3 separate regions of the Homo sapiens genome follow, and regions 2 and 3 are each linked to region 1. A link is a loop called in an ENCODE intact Hi-C map of the cell type or tissue named here. Cell type or tissue: HCT116. All regions are shown on one strand. Region 1 has its middle 67 kb from the start of LINC02497. Region 2 overlaps PCDH7 (protocadherin 7). Region 3 overlaps PCDH7 (protocadherin 7).

Region 1 (8,000 bases):
TCACAGGCAGAGTCTTCAACATTGACATTTTGAGTAACAGTCTGTCAGAGGAAATCCAGGTTTTTCTATTACACTCCTTGAAATTACTGCAGCCACTGTTTATGGCCCAGTTCCAAAGTCATTTTCACATATTTAGGTGTTTATTACAGCAGCACCCCACTTTCAGGTACCAAAATCTGCATTTGTTTTCTATTGCTGCTGTGACAAATTACCAGAAATGTAGTAGCTTAAAGAAACAAAGATTTATTGTCATATAGGTCTGGAGGTCAGAAATCTGAAATAGGTTTCACTGGGCCAAAATCAAGGTGTCAGCAGTGGCCTGTTCCCTCCAGAGACTGGAGGGTGATGCAATTTTCTTGCATTTTTCAGCTTCTAGAGGAGAACTTGGCCCATGACCCCTCCTCCAATTTCAAAGTCAGCAAAGTAGCATTTTCTCTCCCATTTGACCTCTGTCCCCAGTGCATTTTCTCAATGACTTTTTACTTCCTGCCCCTATCACATATGAATTTTTGTGATTAAATTATGCCCACTCAGATAATGCAGGGTAATCTGCCCATCTCACGATCCTTAATTTAATCACCTCTGCAAAGTCCCTTTTTCCATCAAATAAAGAATCATATTCACAGATTTGAGGATTAGGATGTGGACATCCTTGGGTGGCCATGATACAGCCTACTACAATATCTAAACCTTAATATTCCAGTTCCTAAGCACAGTTCCAACAGCTTGACATTCATTTTTATTCAAATGCTTTCTTGGCACTTTGAAATCAACAGCTCTAAGAGCAAAGGCATATTTCTACCAAGACCAATTAATCCTTCTGATATCTCTTTTTGTTAATGATCTAAGTGGCAAATACAATATATTCCACTTCCATAGTATCTGTTACACAAATCCTTTTATTTCGAATCCCGCTGCCACCTGCATTAATTATCATGTCATTACAGCTTCTCTGGATAATTATTTTATAAGTCATGTATTTTAGCTATTTGTCTGCCTATACCTTCAGATTATAGCTCCTTTAAGGGCAGAAAACATGCTTTGATCATCTCTTTATGACCTGCAAACTTAGAATAAAATCTTATGTGCTTGCATAGAAAGAAAAAAAAGAATTGTCTGTAATTTCATTTATATTAGTTTTGCACAATTATTTACAAATATCCCAGATATACATACGCTGAAAAGCACATAGAAACAAAGACATTTTCAGCCCAAATGACATTTTTACTCAATGAGATTCAATTCAACTCAACATCATGTATGCACTTAGTCCATAGCAGACGCTATACTGTATGTTAGAAATATATCAATAAGCCAGACAAGTTTATTGTCACTGAGAGGAAAACACCAATAGAAAAACAACAGTTCCAATTTGTTGGGTGCTCTGATAGGAATAAGTATGGTGTCCTGTGAGTACAGGATCATGTCCCCAAGCCTTTGAATAATCTAGCTGAAAGTCAAAAGCAGGGAAGGCTGTTAACCTAAGGAACAGAAATGAAAGACAGTTCCATATCAGAGCACTGTCAATGCCTTTTAAAAACTTTACATTTATATTTGCATTAAACATTTATAAAAGTACACACCGGATATTTTACATTTAATTTGGACTTTTTTAAAGTCCTCAAATATACTTTCTCGAATCTTTTGAAAATATAAACTTCTTTTGAAAAAAGAAGAGAAAGGAAAATAAGAAAGAGGAAGAGGAGGAAACATTATAAAAACAATCTTAAATGCTTCCTCTAAAAAGCCTATAGAAGTGGCTTGTAGTAAGTCAAAATTCCTGTACATGTTTTTCCTATTTTTATATGAGAACAAATCTCAAGAAACAGCATTTTCCACTTGTTTTATTACATAGAATAGATATAAAGTGGTTTAAATTCTGTTTCTCAAAAAAAACCAACTCTTTCTCCCTCATGGCATGAGAGCTTATAAAAAATAAATTTCCAACAAGTTTCTCAGAGGTATTATTAGGTAGGTGTTTATTTGCTATTAAAATTACAAGCAGTGAGTTCCCTAATTCCCTTATTCTTTTTTATCTAGGGTAAAATAAATGAAAAACATCACCACAGATAGCAAAATGTTTTGGCAGACTCTTCCTTATTGTTTCTGTGTCAGCATTTTAATATTGCTCAGACTGAGTTCAAGAGGGTCATGTTTTAATAAATGTGGGAGCATGTAAAGGCTTTTATAAATAAAACTAAGCCATCCTGCCTTTTGTCAGGTTGTTTATGTTGCACAGAATGTTCCTTTCCCTTGCTGTACTGATCACATTATATTCTTTTATTTTCCTAAGCCCCAACTTCACAACATACTAATGGATCAAGCCTATTTCACACCATGTAATACCTTGCATTATATAAGTGTTTGTTTACAAAGGCATTGCCTTAAAATAGAGTAGTGGGAAAAGACAGTGCAAAACACCAATTCTACTACCTAATATCATTAGTGGAAAAATTTATTGTCACTGGAAGTAGTGTATTGCTGACAACAGCTTTGGCGAAGCCACATCTGTTTATCCTAATGCTTAAGGGGTAAGATGTGTGACACGGAATGAGAATATGCCATTTGATTTGCTGCTATTACCTGACTTCAAAAACAATGGGTAGGTGCATAAATAAAGGCAAACCATTATTACAGTGCAGCAACTGGACCTCCTTTCAAAAAGCTGAAGCTTTAAACAGACTGCAGAATTGCTGTACCATGGTAAACAATATTGTAATACATTCTCTTAATGTCACAACTTCTCATTCTCAAATAAAAATGCTTTAAAAAAACTTTTAGACATGACTCTTAAATGTCATTTTTAATGTGAATTTCCTTTTATTATTTTATAAAAATCAAGTCAGATAATGTCTATCCTTTTAAGCAACTTTTCTTTCTAATTCATTTATCGGTGTGTGATATAATAGTTTATTGAGAAATCACTCTATTTTGACAAACAAATAATATTAATGGAGGCAGGGAAATACCGGGTAGAAGAGGGTGGCTCCCCAGCAAAGGCCTCACCCTCAAGCCTGGAAATTCACAGCCTTAAATGGGAACAAGCATTCCTGTTTTTGCACCCAAATTTGCCTTTTGGCCCACTACACCCCTCCATCCTGTACTCATATAAACCCCAAACCCCAGGATCTACAAACAGATGAACAGAAGAATGGAAAGGCAGAGGAACAGAGGAGTGGCACGGCAGAGAGGTGAGAAGAGAAAGAACATCTGAACATCAGGTGGAGTTCGTCTGGGGATCATAGGAGAGGGGATCAGCCGCAGGACAGCCAAACTCCAAGGAAAGATCACCTTCCCACTCCATCCCCTTTCCAGCTTCCCATCCATCCTGTTGAGAGCCACCTCCATCTGGCAGTAAAATCCCCCTAATTTACAATCCTTCCTGGATGCCAGATGAGAACGCAGGTCCCAAGAGGGCACTGAGCTGGTTAACACTTAAGCTGTCTGTGAACATCAGAGCTAAAAGAGCACTGTGACACACCCTCTAGGGCTTTGGGAGTTGCAAGCACCCACCCCTAAATGCTAGCATGGAGGTGGAGCCCCAAAGCACTCTCCCTGGTTCCTCTGGCTCCTGCACCTGCCCATCTGTGTGTTGCCCCTCCTGTAAGGGATTTGAGCATGTGGCAGCCCAACAGATGAGCTTATCCCTGTTGCACATCCTGCAAAAGGTCAGGGAACTCTCCCATTTTAATACGATGTTTTTACCAAATATAAAAGTTTTCTGAATGCCGATTGAGATGAAAGAGAGTCCCTTTGAGGTTTATGTTTGGTTTTAAAGAAATATTTGATAATTTCAAGAAACAAATGATGTCCTAGAAACAATATAAGATTATAAGTAAAACACATGTTCGGAGATGAGTTCTCATTCTGAGAACCAATATTTGTCAAAGCCAGCATTTGTCATTCATTCTTACTCAACTAAGTCCACTCTGGAATTATCCAGAATCTACAAATATGTCTTAATGTTAGAGTGCTCTAGAAATAATACAAAGAGTAAATTTATAAAATAGTACCATTTTAATTACTGTTCTTTATATGCAATCATTCGCATTTCTGAGAAGAACTGTTACACATTTTTTTTTAAAGAGACAAGTCCTCATTATGTCATTCAAAATGGAGTACAGTGACATTATCTCAGCTTGCTGTAACCTCAAACTCTTGGGCTCAAGTGATCCCAAGCAGCTGGGACTACTACAGCCATGTACCCACACGTCACTATTTTTGTTGTTGTTCTGTTGTTCTTGTTAGAGAAGGAAGTCTTGCTATGTTGCCCAAGCTGGTCTTGAACTCTTGGCATCAAGCAACATTCTCTTTTCAGCCTCCCAAAGTGTTGGGATTACAGGTAAGAGTCACCCTGTCCAGAGTTGTTACACATTTTTTAAAAGGACATAATCATAATAAATCTAGACATTTTAGTTATACAACAAAATTAAACTATACAGAAGATAAGTCTGTTTATGAAATTATTCCCCTTAGTCTATACCCATAGTGGCTGTGAACAAACCAGGTGCAAACCCCAAATTGTCACTCACTAAGTAATTGTCATGTGCCAGGTACTGTGTTAGATCATCTATGGGATTCATAAAATTACAAAACATAGCCAATGCTCAAAGATCACTTATCCAGTAAGAAAAACAAAAATACAAATAAGGCACTGTAAGCAAAGGTAATGTGTGCTCTGAGAGAGTAAAAATTATTGGGAGTAGAACAGAGAACATTTGATTCTACCCAGGAAGGTTGGAAGAATTCCACACCTTAGAGGATGAGTAATTTGTAAGTCATTGAAGAGATCAAAGAGAATTCAAAACAGAGATAATACACAGAATGAAGATATTGGCATGATGTTACATGGAATATTCTGGAAAATCATGAGTCACCATTGTTAGAAGTGGTTACAGTGTCTGGCAAGTGGGGCAAGGGATCATGATTATAAGTAAATCTGGAAATGTGAAAGGTCCCTCCCTTTATGCTATCCACATGTGTTTTGAAGAATCTGAATTAGTTTGAAACAATGTGTACATGTATTTCACATTATCTATTGTTGATTAGAAAGAGGCATTTAAATATCAGGGAACCAACATAAGTTTAGCATCAACTCACTACCACGTGCTAAGCACTAATGTGCTCACCATTCATTGTCTGCTTTGATGTTCTCCACTACCTCACAAATTTTTATTTCTCCTGTTTGACCAGTCAAGAAGCTGAATCTTACAAAGTGGAAATACCGTCTAGGACTGTCAGAGTCTTATAATAGACTAACAGCATAAGCAGCGTAGACTACTGATTAGGAATACGAACTCTGGAGCCAGACTGCTTAGGGCCAAAGCCCAGCACCCACACATGCAAGGTTTGTCATTTTGAGCAACGATTTAATAATCTCTGTGACTCACTTTCCTCTTCTATAAGTGGAAATAATGATAGACCCTACTCCCTGGGGTTGTATGAGGTACTACGGATATGAAAGATGACACAAACTACCTCTCCAAAGGAAAATAAGACTTGAAGGTGAAATATACCCTCCCAATTGGAAATGTAAATTTCTGTAAATGACAATGACCCTACTTTAGTCTGTATTGTGTGTCATCCCCACAAACTTCAAATTTTTGCATCAGCATATCTCCATTTTGCCAAGGAATTTGAAATTGAGAGAAGCCAAGTAGCGTTATCAGGTTTCAACAGTTATAACCATAACAAAATTGGAAGTCAAATAAAGGGCTGCCTTCATGTGGTATCTGTGCAGCTTTTGCTGCCATTCTATCAGCCTGGGTCTGTTTGAGACAGTCCTCGTGGCTTCAGGGGCCTGGGGCAGAGGGTAGAGAAGTCGTCATAGAGATGCAAGAAAATTCTTTTAAAGGGTGAATAAGAACTGAAAATGTATTCAAAGGCAGGGAGAGTTTGCCAGGGGGAGGAGAAATCATGTGCAAAGAGATCCAAAAGAAAAAGTACATTCAGGGAACAGAGAGCCTTGTTTTGTTGCTGATGCTCGTAATGCTGGTGATGAGGTGGAGGGAGAAGGCGTAGAGAGGTAAACAGGTGGCAAAGCTTATGTGCCATTCTATGGCTTTGATTTTTTTTCACTCAGAGCTCTGGGGAGTCATTAAAGCTTTCTGAGCTGGAGAATGGCATAATCAGATTTGAATTTGTAAGAGCTCATTCTGGCAGTGGTGTAGAAAGGGCTAGACTGTAGACAGGGAGATTGGTTGGAAAGCAATTTAATGAATTGAAGCCATTGGGAAGGAAAATTAAAGGAAAGGGTGAGGTTGCAGAAATATTCAGGCCTTTTTTATTTTTAATTTTTATGGATACATAATAGTTGTACAATTTTAAAATATAAAATAAATATATTTCTATAGCAAAAAAGGAGAAATATTTAGTTCTAAAGATTATTTTATTTTTCCAAAGGTAAGTGACTCCCTCATGTCCTTTATATTCTCTGGCTTTCTCATAATACCTCATGGGCCATTGTGTCCTAGCTAGAACTGTCTTTCTGAACAAAAGATAATTTATTTTCCTTTCCACTTTCTTTAATTAGCTCAATTTGCTTGTGTTACTTTTCACTATTTATTAAAATAATACTTTCAATTTGTTTAGGTGTTTACATTTAAACAGACGCATTTTTGAGAACTCTTCCTTAATCAGAAGATTTTCTTTTTAAACGTAGAAGTAAAAGCATCAAATTATGCCCAGGAAGAAAAAAACCTTAAGAAAGGTTTCTAATGTGCTTGAAAGATCTCATACTTGAACTTAGAAATTTTCATCAAAAAGTTACATAGGAGCAGAGAAACATTGTCAAGATTTTTTTTTTTTTTTTTTTAGATGGAATCTCACTCTGTCGCCCAGGCTGGAGAGCAATAGCACAGTCTCGGCTCACTATAACCTCCGCTTCCCAGGTTCAAGCAATTCTCCTGCCTCAGCCTTCTGAGTAGCTGGGATTACAGGTGCATGCCACCATGTCCAGCTAATTTTTGTATATTTTTAGTAGAGATGGGGTTTCACCATGGTGACCAGGCTAGTCTGGTACTCCTGACCTCAGGTGATCTGCCCACCTCGACCTCCCAAAGTGCTGGAATTACAGGCATGAGTCACTGTGCCTGGCCTTTGTTTAAACTTTAACTTTAGATTATTATGGTACATAATAGTTGTATATATCTGTGGGGTACATGTGATGTGTTGATACAGGCATACCTTGCCAAGATAAGAGAAGGTATTCATTAAACTCATATTGTTTCTCAATAATGGACTATATTGCTTGTACTTGAATCAATGATCTTGCAGATTCTCTGTCAATTGCATAATTTCATTTCTAATTTAATGGTTAATATGAACATTTCAATAAGCTAAAATATTATAACTTTGTTACACATGTATTTATTTATATTATATTAGCAAATGGCAAATACAGAAGTATCCCAGGCCTCCTTCAAAGTCTGAAAGGTCTTGCCTATCTATTTATTCAACAGCCAAATACTGAAACAGGTAAAAGGGGATCCCCAGAGAATCTTGCACGCACCCAACAAGTGTTTACATCACATATTTTTGTGCAGATGAGGGAACCTGCCCAGGGCTTGTCTGGGCATGCCCACAGAGGACTGGAGCCTGAAATGCTCACTGGGGAAAGTGGGTGGAGCCATGGGGAATTTGCGGCTTATGCAGGGGAGGGGCCTGCTCTCTTCAGCTCCTGTGGTGATCTGTGAATCAATCTGTGAGATGGGGGGCTTCTTAGCAGAACTCCATCTTGCTTTGCTGAGGTTTTTTTTTTTTTTTTTTGCCTTTTCGCCCAATAACATCTTGCTCTACTCACCCTCCAATGCGTCCAGATGCCTAAATTTTCTTGGTCCTATGACAAAAAGCCAGATCTTAGCTAAACTAAATTCTGCAACATGGGTATAAAATCCTATATAGGGATTGTTTTAATTGTGAAAGATACAGTCATTAATTTACTCATCAAACTTAGTGCGTGCCAGTCAGTGTTGAGTTGTTAAACGTAGGTAGACATAGCC
Region 2 (8,000 bases), 150 kb after region 1:
TTTAGTCTTTAAGATATGCTTTGTCCATTTGCAGCCTTTCACGGATTTGTTATAAGATGTCCTTATGTAATAGCCAGTAAGTAATAGTCATAGAGCAATCTGTCATTTTAATGCAAAAATCTAAATGGATGGGGGTTCAGCTTTCTACTAGGACGTCTGGAATGTTTCTGTTCTAGAGATTGTTGCAGAGATCTGCACAAATACAAATATTTGGTCCTGAAGATGCTATTGGTTTTCACAACTTCATTTACTGAGAGATTTCAAGAGGGTGGAATCATCACCATGTTTTCTCTTGAGTAATGGTAATTTACAAATGGTTTTCACGTATTTTATTTCACTCAATTTTTCTTAGGATATCAAAGAGGCAAGTGTTATGATCAGTATTTTGAGGATGTGGAAATTGTACAGATGGAAGTTACAGCAGGTTCCCAAAGACAGTGATAGAGCCTTGAATGCATGTCTTCCAAAAACATGTCCACCATAAAGTTGAGTAAAATGGAAGGTAAAGATCGCTTACAAATTCCAGTTATTAAGTGATGAAACACTCACACTACACTGATAAAAATTTATAATCAACTTCTATATTATATTGTGATCTTTTATTTTATTTACAGTAGGCTTTCCCATATTTAATTTCACTTAATCCTCAAAAAAAGATAGAGGAAAGAAGTGACGCTTTGGCTCATGTGGTTGCCTTTCAACGTATAACTTCTCCAAGATCCAAGAATTATTAAATTGATTATAGGAGAAACCAAAGATGACTTGCAATGTAGTGGATATACTTGCACTGATGCTTTTAAGAAAAGCTTACGTTTAAGTTTTAAGTTAACAAATGTCTTTTTCAAGTAATGTGTGTGTGTGTGTGGAAAATTCACTGCACCTTGCACTTTATTTCTATAAATTCAAAATAAGGCTGTAGAAAACAAATATGGGCCTTATGTTGTTCAAGAAAATCCTAGCTCTGTATGGTATTCTACTGCCTCAAGAAATGGACTCAGAGATGTATATTTTTAAAGAACACAAAAAAGTAGAAAGAAGGCTGTAAGTCATTTTCTCCCTACCAAATTTCATTATGCTTCTTCTTAAACAGGAGTAATGCAAACAACAGAATTTACCTTTTGACTACTGCTTACAGCAAGAGGGAAGCAAACAGTGCTGTTATTGATACCCCTTAAACTATAATGAAATAAATGTAATGAAAATGGATGTTCTTGCTATTTTTTAGTTGTCATACAGCTCTTATTTTAGGAAATTCAAAATAATTCCTTGTGGTTTACAATAAACACCATTCTATCCTGTTTAAAAACCAGGCAATATCTGAGGGAAATAAGGATACATCATCCATGTGCCCATCACTGGACCACAGATTCCCTACTGCACATTATCTGTGCACATTATTCATTGGTGGATAGATGCAGACGCACACTCTTAATACAGAAGTGGGACAGCCTGGTTCAGACAAAGCTTTAAAATGGTCATTCACAGATACAAGATAAATGACAGAATGCAATATTTTCGTCTATATAAAGACAAAATTGTGTACTAGAACTGGACCAGTCTCTGGTAGAAAGTGGAAATTGCTCCCACACATTTCCATCCAGTCATAGAAATGAGAACAAACTAAGCATAAAGTGGTGATTGCTTTGAAACATTATCAGTGCAAATGGCCAAACAACTTGGAGAGATAGGAAAGGTCAATGTAATTAGATTTAGAGAGGCTGGTCCCTCTCTAGGTCTCTAGTTTATTCAACCGATTTATAAAATGAACTTTGAATAATTAGAGGCTCTTAAATTGCATCTATAGGTTGCCTGTATTAAACTGGAATTCCTGGAAATGTATGCAGAATTGTGTGCAAAATCGTGATTCTGGGCAAATGTGTAATTTTCCAGCAAAAAGGTCTTTAACCCCCACCATATTCACAAAGCATCTCATAACCTCACATCAGTTAAGAACCATTGGTCTAGATGATCTCTAGGAGCCCTTTCAATGGTAATATTCTGAGATTTTAATACAACAAATAGTTTCAGAGAAATGTAACCCATTCTCTCTGGAGAATAAAAATGTTATCGCTGCTGATAGGTTAGAATCTGATCTTATGTTTGTAGCTTTTTCTAATTCCTCAGTTTTTCCTTCCCCAACGTCTATCCCTAGCAGGTTCTTTGAATTTCATTTATTATTTCAACTTCATAGCTAACAAAGATAAAGATTTTGACATTTACCTTTTATATTTATACGGAAGAGAATAATCTCATTTCTTAGAGATAGAAATACGTACATTTTAGACTATGTATATATAGAAAATATTTGTTGATTACTTTTCTTATTCATAAGAAAATCCTATTGCACATCAACATTGTACCAGGCACTTCTTCAAACAGGGAATTAGGCAATTTCTCAAAATGTAAAATATATGGAAAATCTAAACACGTGCGTGGGGGAAGAATAGCTACTCCATCAGACAAGAAATTACTCAGACGACCACCAGAATGGAAATCATCGTACTTCAGATTGAGCTTGATTATGATTTCACAATTCAACTATTAAAAATACTCCTAATTTTTCATTTCCTTTAATCATGCAAGCATTTAGCTCTACTCTTTAATTATATAAATCCACAATCTCACTCCCTATGTTTCTAAGTTGTAAAATTCTTGAGTTAAGTGGAAACTTTATTCACAAATGTCAAAGTGGAGTGAGAATTATATATTTTTATGTATAATTACATATTATGCTTTGGTTCAGTAAATGTTCCTCACAATAACTGATAGAAGATTAGTGGGAATTAAACTAGGATATAAAATTCTTTTTCATCAAATTCATTTTTATGCTATCCTTTTCATCTTGCAATACATAATAGTATGGTTCATTCAAAATACAGACCTTAAACCAATTATTGATTAATAAAAGTTTGAAAAATCACTGTAAATCCAGGTGATATTTAGGATAACTTAAGTAATTCAATTTTCCACATTAATCTGTTTTCATTTTATTAATATCACAGGAAGGAATTCAAGTTCCTTTTCAAATTAAAAAGTATATTTTCTCATTTTTTATATTTTAATATATTTCTATAAAAGTTCACAAATCAAATCAATAAGCATATATACATATATATGTCATGTAGCTATTTTAATATCTTTTACAGGTAAGAAGTATATGAATGCTAAAAATGCACACTTTAAAGCTAATTTAAGTTATGCATCTGATATTTTCCATTGATATTCTTAATAGGTTTGGATGCATCTATCAGTCAGTGAAGGCATTTCATTATTTCCCATGGTGGGTCATAACTCCTCAGCAAGCTCTGAAACTTACCTTTAGGTTTTGGTGACAGGATATAATAAAGACATGTCCAGAAAAGTTTTTGGAGAAGGAAAGTCTAAAAAATGAACTGGGCTAGAAATGAATGTTGAAAATGACTAATCATTATCTCACTCAAAATACTCATTATATTGAGACAAATTATTAATGTACTTCATCAAGTGTTTTTCATAAAGTTGCTTTTAACTACAACAGTTTTGTATCTTTAAAAAATGTAGATACATCATGAGCTTTGAGGAGGCATAAAAATGCATCTAAATAACACTTTTCATAGGTATTCTGTAATGGAGACATGGAGTTAAACTATTGACTTAAGCATTAGTCAATACATTTTAGAACAGAAAAAAATAGTCAAGAAATATCTTTAAAAAATACTATGCTTCTCATCAATTTGTGAACTTCAAAGATTAAAAAACAATGATCAAAATATATGAAAGTTGATGTTGAGTTATAGAGGAAGAAAAATATTTTTGGCATCCTTAGATTATATATCCGAATTAGTGAAACTGCAAATATTCTTTGTGATTGAATTACCTTTTTACAAATATTTGTTTGCATGTATATTAAAGACAGTTTACAAGGTTTTTGTGGGGAAAGAATTCCTTTTTCAATGGTTAGAAAGAATGAGTAAGGCCTAGTATTTGCTAGCACAACAGGGTGACTATAGTCAAATAATTTATTTGAACATTTTAAAATAACTAAGAGCATAATTGGATTGTTTGTAACACAAAGGATAAATGCCGTAGGTGACGGATAATCCATTTACCCAGATGTGAGTATTATGCACTGCATGCCTGTATCAAAATATCTCATGTACCTCATAAATGTATACATCTACTATGTACCCACAAAAATTAAAAATAAACATTTTCTAAAAAAAGAATTCCTTTTTTTTCATAAAGTCTTTCAGAACCATGTATACATTTAATGCTTGCACACTTCCAAGGATCCTCTCTCATTAGGCCTACTTGGCATAGGTACAATGACCTGAATAAGCTATAAACTGGCAGGTTATTCCTGAAGGCCAGTTCTCATAGCCTGCTGACTTGGCATTTGGCCACCGAAATCAAAGGAGAGAAAGGGGTGATGACTTGTGGTTTGCCTATGTACACGACATCTGAGTCAGGTGTTTCTTAATCACATCTTTAAGGGTAATTATTAGGTCAAATTACATCTGACAAGCCACTCTAAAAATCTTACTAAGTTATCTGGGGCCTGTAAAAGAAAATTAGCAAATGTACTCGACGGAAATGTTTGAAAGCTAAAATGCTGAGCTCATTAACAGAGCTGATTTTGCGGATTTTTCCTTGTCGTAATACTTCGAGAGTTAGTTGATGGTTCTCTGAATATAATGTTACTTCTCCATTACCTAAAGTTACTATTCAAAGAGCATCACTAAGTAAAATTGTGGGGAAAAAATGAAAATTGTTACAGGGAGCTTTTATAAATGGCTTTAGAAATTCTCAAGTAAGAAAACATACGTAAATATGTCACTATTCTGAATTTAGCCTTAATATTTCTACACTGGGAATTTAATATTAAAACATGGTTATGATTTAAACTCTTTTTGATATTTTATATCTATATAAACAGCATCTAATATACAGCATTTTATATACAGCATCTAATATAGCACTTTTCAGTACAGAGATTAATTTACAATCTTACCCAGCTTCACACAAAAGTAATGCCAAGAAAAATTAAAAAAATAAGAAAAAAATTTTCTTGGCATTTTATATTTTGGTAAAGTATCCAAAAATCCTTAAACTGTTAAAATAGCAGGGTGGCCTTTAAAAGGCATATGTGTTTTTTCTGTATTTATTACAAATTCTTTTTCTATTCCTAAAATATATTATATTATGTTCATTGTAAACTGTAACATTTTTATGGTTTATAATATAAACATAATGTTTTGAAGACATAGTCCAATTATACCTACTGGTATGTAATTTGGCCAACTTTTGCCAATAACACAATGTCCCTGCAGTGTGGTCATTTTCAGTATGAGAGGTGATGAATGGCCAGAAACTCACTTATCTAAAGCAAACAAGTGGTGCTCTTAGCTATTTTCTGACTGAGTCAGAATTAGAAGATAGCATGCCTGAAACAGTCAAAAAATGTAGTGCAAACACACCATATTAGGAAGTAAAGATAGAATACCTAAAGTGTAAGATATTTTTAGGTGTTACACATGATATACTGTAACATGTAATTAAAATAATTAAAGCATAAAAACATATTTTAACATTATTATTGAAAACATTTAAGATTCTTGGAGCTTTTATTACACTCTACTACGTAGGTGAAAAGAATTACGGTTACTTATTTTTAAAAGATGACTCATAATTTGATTACATTAAAAAACGGCAGAAATAGATACAGAAATTCTAAGAGAGCAGATGCACTTGTTTGACATTTTTAAAAAAACAAATACACTCTTTTAAAAGACTCAGCAATAATGTTTTTAGGCAAAATCACAATATAAGATGTTCTCTTCATTGCTAGTTTTGGTAATTATTACTGATATGTTTGACTTATGTATGTTTTACCAGTGGTAGTTGAAATTATAAAGGCCATTAAATAATAACTCTTGCCTTCACGAGGCCTAGGAGAGAGAAGGTGTATACAAATACAACACAAAGCAAAATTTATGACGTATGAGATATAAAGAAAGGCCCAGGGAAAGCCAAGGGAAAAGTGACTAAACTTTCTCTAAGTAGTTGTTTTATAAATTCAAGTTCACCCAAATAACTATGCTGCTCTTCACGTAGCTTGTAATCTGTTGATAGAAGTATTAACAGGATAACAGGACACCTAAAGTCATATACATCTCCCAAAATTAACAGAAAATTAACAGAAGCAAACAGAAGCAATTCTATTATCCTCTAAATAGATAATAACAATGTCCCCAATGGATGCTCTGTGTAAACATGTGAGACAAATAATCTCATTATGAATGTCTACTATGGGCCTAAAAACACACATTCAAAAGGTACCATGGCTTTTTGAATAAACAATATAGCAAAGTAGATAGAAACAGAATCTGGAGAAAGGGTTCCAATTTCGAATCAATTTACTAACTGAGTGATTTTTGGCATTACACCTAAAATACCTGCCTTAGTTTCCTTACAAAAACAATTAGAGATCCTAACTGCATCTACTCCTTAGAATTGTTATAAGAATTAAATGAGTTAATAAATAAAAGCATTTAAAGGAGTGCTTTTATTGTATGATCATTATATTTCTTCCCTTAACTACTTATTGAGCACCTACTACATGTTAATAATGATTATATCCCACTATTAATATGTGATGCTCCAGAAAACTAAAGTATAGAACTTTCCAAAGTAAAAATAAAATGTTTTAATGTAATTCGTCTGAATGCAAAAACGGCGACAAGATGAAATTCTGAATTAATCGACATTTTAGTTCCCTTCATATTGGTTTCCATGTTTTCTCAATGTGTGCAATTAAAGGAATGGAGGTCCTTTCACTAACAGCTGTGTATCCACTATTATTTCTCCTACTGTGTCATTGTTCCTGCCCACCATTCTATGTCTCTTCTCATTAACACAGATCCTTTCCATGTCAACAACTATCTATCTCTAGATACCAGACTGGTTCCCTAAAAAAGATGCAGGTCCATTCTAGTAAAGGTATTATTTTAATGTACAGAAAAACATGGTTTTTCTGAGAATATCAGATCCAAATATAAACGCATAGCATTGTATTTGAGTTTTTCCTTAAGAATAGTATCATTCATCAACCTTTTCATATAAATCTTCCTACTGAATATCACACAGCCATCATTCTATTATCTTTATAAAACATAATGAATGACAGGGAACACAATGAATTCCAAGTGTGAAAAAAAGGTGCAGACACCACAATGAGTAAAAAGATTTTGATCTACCCATAGCTAGCAGTTGACGTACTGATGTAGAAATTATTCGAACAGGGTGACTACCTGCTGTATGTTTATTTACTACCACCATCGTGAACCATGCCATGTAATTAATCACACTCCACACTAGCAGTAAGAGAACTTGCTCCCCACAATGCAGAGAACAGTTATTTGCCTCTCTCTCACTTCACCTTTCTGCAACTCTATTGTGATTTTGTTTCCAGAAAGGCTTCTGTCCCTGCTGTTTGGGGAAATGTATCTATAATGTCTTGATCCAAGAATTTCATATTCAACAGATGGTATTCTTGGCTATGTATTCACTGTGGTTTCTCTGAGCAGAGCTGAGTGCTTAATATTGCTTGTTCTCTGCCAATCAACTCTTAGTCTACAAGTGAATTTTGATCAAATATGTATTATTCCTTGTGCTTTTGCTCTGACCCTTTGGAATTCTGATCTTTATCTGGCATAAGCTGTTAATATGCCAGGTATGTTATTGTGTGGTCCTGTTTTAAGATAGATGCCATGAATACATATTTATATTCACAGATAAATAAGAAATGTATCTATACCTACAGAGACAGAAACATAAACATATAAATATCCCCACAGAAGTTGATTCTTTCTGAAAGTGGAATTTTCTCTATACTACTTTTCTCTGTACATACCATATAATATACCTCTGTCCTCAAATCTTATATAAGGCAAAACAAAATACTTATTAAGTATGATAATACATTTAGGGTCAAGCATTTTTTAGCCTACAAATCTCTGGGT
Region 3 (8,000 bases), 190 kb after region 1:
TAGTCTTAAAGGGAAAACATTACTAACTACAACTGATTTACTCAGTTCTAGAATTTGAGACCTACATTACAATGCCTGGGCAATAATTTATTTAGTATTTCCTCTTTGACAAAGATGAGGAAGAGTCTTCTGTGAGAATACTTAAAGAAGATTATAAAGCCTTTATATGGCTGGGTGCAGGTGCCTTTATATGGCCTGTAATCCTAGCACTTTGGGAGGCCGAGGTGGGTGGATCATTTGAGGTCAGGAGTTCAAGGCCAGCCTGGCTAACATGGCGAAACCCCGCCTCTACTAAAAATACAAAAATTAGCCGGGCATGGTGGTGGGCACCTGTAGTCCCAGATACTTGGGAGGCTGAGGCAGGAGAATCACTTGAACCCGTGAGGTGGAGGTTGCAGCGAGCCGAGATCATGCCACTGCACTCCAGCCTGGGCAACAGAATGAGATTCTGTCAAAAACAAAAAAACAAAAAAATAAAAAAACAAAGCCTTTATATTATAAGGCTCAACTCTAGGACCTAGTATGTTGCTAGATGTTTACTAAGGTGAATGCCATTTGGAGTTTTAAAAAATCTACTACTGCTCAAAACCATTATGGTACACAACTAGATTTTTTAAAAACCTATTACTACCAAAGCTTTTGTAGATGCCAAAATGCACAGCTACTATACTACTGCCTAAGGGAGTAGAAATTCGTTTTTCAAAAATTTTAACTCATCATGGCAATTAAAATACACTAACATTTTCTGAAAATCAATATTTTTAACAGAAAATGCTCTAAAAAACTGAAAATATAGTTTATTTTTAAACAAATCTAACATGTTTTTCTGTGCAGGAGGAGGTTATATAAATACAACATTTCACTTGAAGATGGATGACATAAATAAAAAAATATCAGTTAAGGAGAAAAGGAGCAAAGGCATTTGTGAAGCTAAAACTAGTGAGCTTCAATGTCAAATCCTTATTTGCTACGATGAAATATAAATGCTTTGTTATTCATAAGTTGCTAAAACCTCCTAGGAGCAAAACCCTTAGAGGTAATGCTATAAAAAAGAAGAAGAAAGCAAGCCAATATAAGATCATTACAGCAGTTAGTAAATAACATGAAATGGGATGAAACTAAAATTATGGCAGGTTGATAGATTTCATAAACTCAACATTAAGAAATGTTCTTAAATAAAAGATGCTATGTGAAGAAAATATTCAATGAATTAAGTTCTAAAAATAAACCTGCAGACAACTTAACCTGAACGATACCAACAAAAAAGAACTGAGGTCATACTAGACCAGATATTAGCACACCTGTTTGGCATCTTTCATCACTCTGCCTTTATCATATAATGGCACCAAGAATAGAAATCTTTAGTTGATTTCATGGTATTCAGATTACTTCCTTGAATTTGATGAAGATAAATGTTTCAGTTACTTTCTCATCTTCTTACACAGGATGGAGGTACTAAAAGAATTTTCCAATGTGTTAGAAGCACCAGATCTAGATGTTCAAAAAGCAGTATCTCTTCTGTGAAAGTTGATGTGGCTGAAACTAGTGGTATCTTTCACACTTTGATGTTCTTGCTCACTGTAAGAGGTTAGTTTGTATTTTTTGCTTGTTGTGCAACTCCAGCTGCAGAATTAATAATCATCAACCCTTTTGGGACGTACTAACTTGGACATGTTAATAATTTTCAGCCCTCGTGGTATATGTTAAATTTGTTGTGGCTGCTTTGATTTCACATGTTGTTCCCAAGAAGCTGATTGGATTGTGGGATCAAAAGTTGTTCCAAGGGCCGGACGTGGTGGCTTAAGCCAGTAAGCCCAGCACTCTGGGATGCTGAGGCAGGTGGATTGCTTGAGCTCAGGAGTTTGAGACCAGCCTGGGCAACATGGTGAAACCCCCATCTCTACAAAAACACAAAAATTGGCTGGGCATGGTGGTATGTGCCTGTAGTCCCAGCTACTGGAGAGGCTGAGGTGGGAGGATTGCTTGAGCCTGGGAGGTAGAGGTTGCAGTGAGCTCTGATTGTGACTATGGCACAGTACTCCAGTCTGGATGACAGAACAAGACCATGTCTCAAAAAACAACAAAAAAAGTTGTTCCAGGGTCCAGGTGTATGTATTATCATTGCTGCTGAAAATAATTTCAAATAACCAGAAAATTTTAGTTTAGTAACCTAGTTTTTATATATAACATATTTTTATATATTATTTTATATACTTTGTTAAATGGTATGGGAAAATCAAAAGAATCATAATATGTAACTACCAACTCCAATAAAGTAAAACTTAGCTTAGGGACAGAGCATAAATACATAAAAGGATGTGGGACAATAATATACGTGACGAACAGTGAGTGAGTGTACCATGCAGAGGGTCATGAAGTCACAGTAAAAAGAGAGTACAGTGACCTCAGAGGAGCAGAGATGACTCAGCAGAAGATAAAGAAATCAAACTGATTTTTTATTTTTTATTTTCATTTTTTGTAGGGACAGGATCTCACTGTGTTGGCCAGGCTGATTTCCAACTCCTAGCCTTAAGTGATCCTCCCACCTTGGCTTCCCAAAGTAGTGGGATTACAGGTGTGAGCCAGGACATCTTATTGAAACTGAGTTTTGATGGACGTAAAGAATCAAAGTTAGTGGCCTCGATGGAAGGATGATGTATCATAAGTTGAAGAAACAGCAGAAACAAATGCATGGAAGCAAGAAAAATAACTAAGTTATGTTTGGGGGACAGGATGTAAAGTTCAGAAAGATAGGTTGGGATAGTCTAAATGACTAGGGGTGAAGAAGGACTTTGGGTAGGGGGTAGTGTTTTGAAAATGATGTTTTCACAGTATTAGCCTGGTGATGGGTATGCAAAACTCTGGAAGTGAGGCGAGGTAGAGGCAAGAAGACAAGCTTTTGCTTTTATACATCATATTTAATTTTTAGCATTTGCAAAGGAAAATCACAAATTGCCAACAAAAAGGTATCCTAACTGGTGCAAAGAGAGGAATCTGGCATCTGATTTCTCAAAAAAAGCCATTAAAGAAAGCGCTGGTAAAAAAAAAGTAATTTGACTCGTGACGAATAGATAGCAGTCACACCATAGCATTAAAATACTTAAAAGGGGGTAAAGAAAAGTTGAAGAGAAAAAGGAGAAAAAATTGTTACATAAATAAAAATAATTTATGAAAATCTCTATTCTGAAGGGACAAGGTTTGATTATATTATTTTCATTTACTCTTCTCCTTAGAATAGTTTGAAATTCAATCTCACACAAGTGATTCCTACGAACAGATAAACCAAATAGTCAGATGCTGGCATCAGCAGCAGCTCATCATATTAAACAAAGCTTGCTGTGTGTCAGAAACAAAGCTCCTTTTATAATTGCATATGCAGATAGATTTTCAGGATCACTTGTGCTTGGTATGATTTTTCTGACTTCCAGTCACTTACTATATTTTTATTTCTTAAAGAGCCATTTTTATTTGGGACAGTGTCTTGAGGGTGAAGACTAGGTAAATGGGACTCTATGTCCTTAAAGAAAAGGACATATTTTAAATCTTTTCACTACAGAATGATCTTTGGATTGAATTCATTGCATTATTTAATCTACCACCTCTCAATAAAACTTTAAAAATGCCCCAACTGAATTGTAAACTCCAAGAATCTGTAAGTTCTTGTTCAATAGTATGGTGATACATTCCTTTGTGTAGTTTCAAAATGTTCAGTGGTGTGGATGATATTACTACTTAAAGTTTGATGTTACTCAGACTGGACAGAATTCTGTATCAGTTTTGCAAAGACTCAAAACACTGGCACTAGGATTATTGTGTATAGAAGACACTTTTGTTTAAACTAAAGTCGATAAGGAACAGGCATGATAAATCATTTCCTCCAACATCACTTCAAGTCAACACTTCTCTAATGCCTTAAACAAAATAAAACAGACAACAAAAAAAGGGACATTATATATAGTAACAAACCACAGAGCAATATTAGCCTTCTATTATTATATACAGCTATAACCTTAACACTTAATTCAGATATTTGCAAAATTACCAATCAACTCTTTCAATGAAACCACAGAAAAATAGTCCGTCAGAATACCACTGATAAGCAAATGAATGTCATAATATTCAAGGATAAATATCACAAAATTAGAGGACATCTATTATTTGCTGAAGCTATATTAAATAAATGAAATATCATGAACAATTCCCCTACCCGCCCCCCACACACACCCAACAATGCTTTGGTTTTGAGAAGATCAAGTCTGCTCCTACTTAAGACAATGTGTAATATTTTTCTACAGAAGATTGCATACCTGATGTGTTAGCAACTCGAGACTGCTATTTTTATGCTGTAAAGGTTTAAGGTCTGCTGCTACCCATTATAAACATGTGATTTACTGCTGTTTTATTTTACTTGTTAAGAATTAAATTTAAAACAAAGGGCATTATTTAAGGGTTTTAATATCCGAATAAAGAAATAGAATCAAGCTGTAATATAATTGTAGAATGGCAACTTCTAACTATGAGGAAACAATTTTTAAAAACCTACATATAAAATCCAGGGATTATTATTCTATGGCTGGAAGCTAGATTACTTATCTGTAGCTTCACTATGCCTCAGTAAGTCACTGTATCCTATAGTTCTGCTGCTCTATTTTTGGTGTGTATGATTCATTCATTAGTTCATCAAACACTGGTTAACCTTCAGGTGCCACACTCCTGGAGCTCTAGTAACAAAAGATAAACAGATGCAGGGGATATGGTCTCTGTCTTCAAGAAACTCACAGTTCAGTTGGAGAAACAGTCATGTAAACACATCATTATAATGGAGTGAGACATGCTAACAGATGCTTGTAAGGTGGGGCTGTGATGATAGACAAGGCATGTTTGCTTGGGGATTCAAGGAAGACCTTAAACAAAGAGTGGCTTATAGGCAATATTTTGAAGAAAGAATTGGAATTACCAAGGCAGGTCCAATAAAAATCACACAAATAGTGAAATAGTTAAATTAGTCAGTTAAATAGATAAATAATTATGTGAACTAAGCGATTAAGATTCAGGTGCTATTCACAAGTAACACCCTTTTTGAAACACACGAGCATAGCAGAGGATAGACAATGTGAAGCAGAGAACCTAGCTATAAATGTGAAGCAGGGAAGTGACCCCTGGAAATATATTCAGTCCTATTATCAATCTCTAAAATACAGAATCAATATATGAATTCACAGGATTTTTGAGGAAAGTATTTGAACCTGTTCTGTGAATTCTAAAGTATCCTACAAATGTTATCTACTTAATTACACCAATTTTTGTCCAGTGAGTGTAGAAGTAGAGGTAACTTAATTATAAAGATGTGCTTCTTAGAAATGGCAAGACAAATTTTCACATCCCTCTTTAGTATAAATATCATTTCAGTAAATTATGAGATGCTTACCATAAAATCTTTTTACATCACATTATTGTCATTAATGTCCACAGGCCTAATCAATACTTGAACAAGGGCAATCACAATGAAGCATGGATCATATTTAGAAGACATCTTTTACAACCGAAAAGTCTCTGAACAGAGGACAGTCCTTGCACTCTGAGTATATATAGTTTTATTTTTCCTCATTATTCTATTTTATTTCTGAGCCAATGTAACTGTCAGTACAATTATTGTGTCATGTAAAATTTATTTTCCAGACTTGCCCCCACCTACATATTGTCAGTATAACAAATAATAATATTGTAGTCTACATAGCAGAGTACAATGGTAATAGAATCAACATCCAATTCCAAAATCAGGATATTTTTATAAGTTTTTTCTCGAAATTGATGTGCAATGAATCTGACACAAATCCAGTGTTTGGCAAAAGCCTGCCTGAGGGTACTCTTCTCTGTCTGCTTCTTGCTGAAGCATATTCTTGAAGCCAAAGTATAGACTGAACACAGGGAACTTCAAAAGGAACTGCTGAGTCCTGCACCTCCTGTCACAGCCAGAGAGATATGCCCATATCTCTCTGTAATTATTGATTTATTGACCAATAAAGTAGACATTTGTATTTTTGCCACTCAGAATCCACTTCCCCTATTTTTAGTGTAAATATACTATTTTACTTCAGAAAACTACCCCTTTCAGCTTTTAGGCTATGATGTGTCTGCAGAGATAATCCCATCCCTAAGCTTGGGGTAGACATTTGATTTGGGCCTAAGCCAATCAGAATATATTATCTTTCATGAAAATGATTGGTTCAAATATGTCCACGTGACCTCACTGGAGACCATGTGACTATGCTGGAATGGCTATCAGGTACTATATTTTAATCACAGAAAGATATCGTGTCTGAGGATGGAAAGAGAGATCAAGAGATGAAGAGAGTCAAACAGGGCCCTGATGAAGGCGTCTGACCCTGTAACCAGCCATGCCAGATCAAATTCCAAACTTTTTGGACACCTAATCTGATGAACTTCTCTTTACCTAAACCTAATTTGGGTCAAGTGTTCTGTCACTTACAGTGCAATGAACAGATACAATCAATATCAACGATTTAAGCCCTATCCCTGTTACTAGCAAGAGAAAGAAATGTAGCTTATTTCTTGCCTGTTGCTTCCCAGGCTGCCCCACATTGTCTGTGTCACTCTTGCATATCCATGCCTGGTTTCTCCTAACTAGGGCCTATACCTCCTATCACTGAACTTGTAAATCACACCCTAATAATGACTTGGAAGAAATGGGTTATACTTACCTATAACACTCACAATTACTCTATTCTCACTTTTGCTTGCCTGCCTTGAAGCCCCTTTCAAGTAGCAATATAACCAAACACCGCATGTTCTCACTCGTAGGTGGGAATTGAACAATGAGAGCACATGGACACAGGAAGGGGAACATCACACACCGGGGCCTGTTGTGGGGTGGGAGGAGTGGGGAGGGATAGCATTAGGAGATATACCTAACGTTAAATGATGAGTTAATGGGTGCAGCATATCAACATGGCACATGTATACATATGTAACAAACCTGCACGTTGTGCACATGTACCCTAAAACTTAAAGTATAATTAAAAAAATTACTTTTAAATGATATCCACAGCTTGTTTTTCTGTTTCTGGTTTACAGTTGAATTATACATATCATCATATTTGTCTTTGTCCTGACTATACTTTTATTCTCAAAGGGCAATTTGTCCTTTTACATTGTGGAGCTCTGCTATGACAACATTTTCATATAATGTTCTTTCCAGATTGTTTGGAAGAAGAGCTTACACTGCAGTGGGTTAAGTGCGATTTCCTTTGCTGAGTGGCAATAGCAACCTTACTTACAGAATTAAGCTTTGCCTTTTTTTTTTCTCTCTCTCTCTTTTCAACAGTACTAGTGGGATGCTTTCTCCTGAAAAGCTGAGTATCTGGCATATGGAAAAATCAACTATTTGTAGTAAAAGCTTGAGGCTTCCAAGGACTTTTGTGGGCATCCCATATAAATTCAGTGAGTTGGAATTAACAGGTCTGTCCTTGCATAAATGAATAGAAAGCCTGCAAAGTAATTCTTTGCTAATCACAGCAAATTAGTCCTGAATTCTACTGACATGGAAAGATTCTAACTGGCATCAAGCCTGAAGACTAAAAATAATTATATTGCCATGGATTAGAAAGTGTCAATATTTACATGCCTTAGTGGGATGTAATCTTTATTGAAAACAGAATGACTAAATTTTACCCAAAATTGTGATACTCTGATTGTTAACATGTTTTTGGACTTGATAGATGTATACCTTCTTGTCTGAGGACTGAGTAGAGCCATAAAGAAATCCAGAAACATCTCTCATTAATATTCTACCTTTCAAGACTCCTGAGATATTCTTTTTCTTGTCATTTAACAGCATTTAGTAGTTAATAATAAATTTATTTTACATATTTTCTGAAAAATATTTACTGTACCAATCTTTAACTAGATAGTAGAGATACAATTATATGAAAGAAGAAAAAGTCCCTTTCTTCATGGAACTAATATTCTAACAAATACTC

What was found. A loop is a pair of places that touch in the nucleus more often than their neighbours do. Peaks named below come from ENCODE experiments on the same cell type or tissue, not always from the same donor. Only the 100,000 strongest peaks of a DNase experiment are listed, where the experiment ranks them.
Region 2: a loop joins it to region 1, with 4 times the contacts of the local background. A loop is called at or near these places in 2 of 110 quality-filtered maps.
Region 3: it touches region 1 in a loop (4-fold over the local background); 3 of 110 quality-filtered maps call a loop at or near these places.

What each region holds. Positions count from the first base shown.
Region 1 is chr4:31,234,254-31,242,253 of GRCh38, reverse strand. No RefSeq gene overlaps it. Among named protein-coding and RNA genes, the nearest start is that of LINC02497, 67 kb to the right of the region's middle. RefSeq lists enhancers at 4,495-5,694, 7,463-7,642, 7,051-8,000. In HCT116, no CTCF peak of the experiment used is centred here; DNase peaks (open chromatin) are centred at 4,823, 5,283 and 7,603; H3K27ac peaks cover 6,116 bases.
Region 2 is chr4:31,086,458-31,094,457 of GRCh38, reverse strand. The region is part of intron 2 of PCDH7 (protocadherin 7); the gene reads right to left. Among named protein-coding and RNA genes, the nearest start is that of LINC02497, 81 kb to the left of the region's middle. In HCT116, no CTCF peak of the experiment used is centred here; DNase peaks (open chromatin) are centred at 4,387 and 5,367; H3K4me3 peaks cover 359 bases; H3K27ac peaks cover 7,918 bases.
Region 3 is chr4:31,048,050-31,056,049 of GRCh38, reverse strand. The region is part of intron 2 of PCDH7 (protocadherin 7); the gene reads right to left. Among named protein-coding and RNA genes, the nearest start is that of LINC02497, 120 kb to the left of the region's middle. In HCT116, no CTCF peak of the experiment used is centred here; a DNase peak (open chromatin) is centred at 4,745; H3K4me3 peaks cover 1,079 bases; H3K27ac peaks cover 8,000 bases.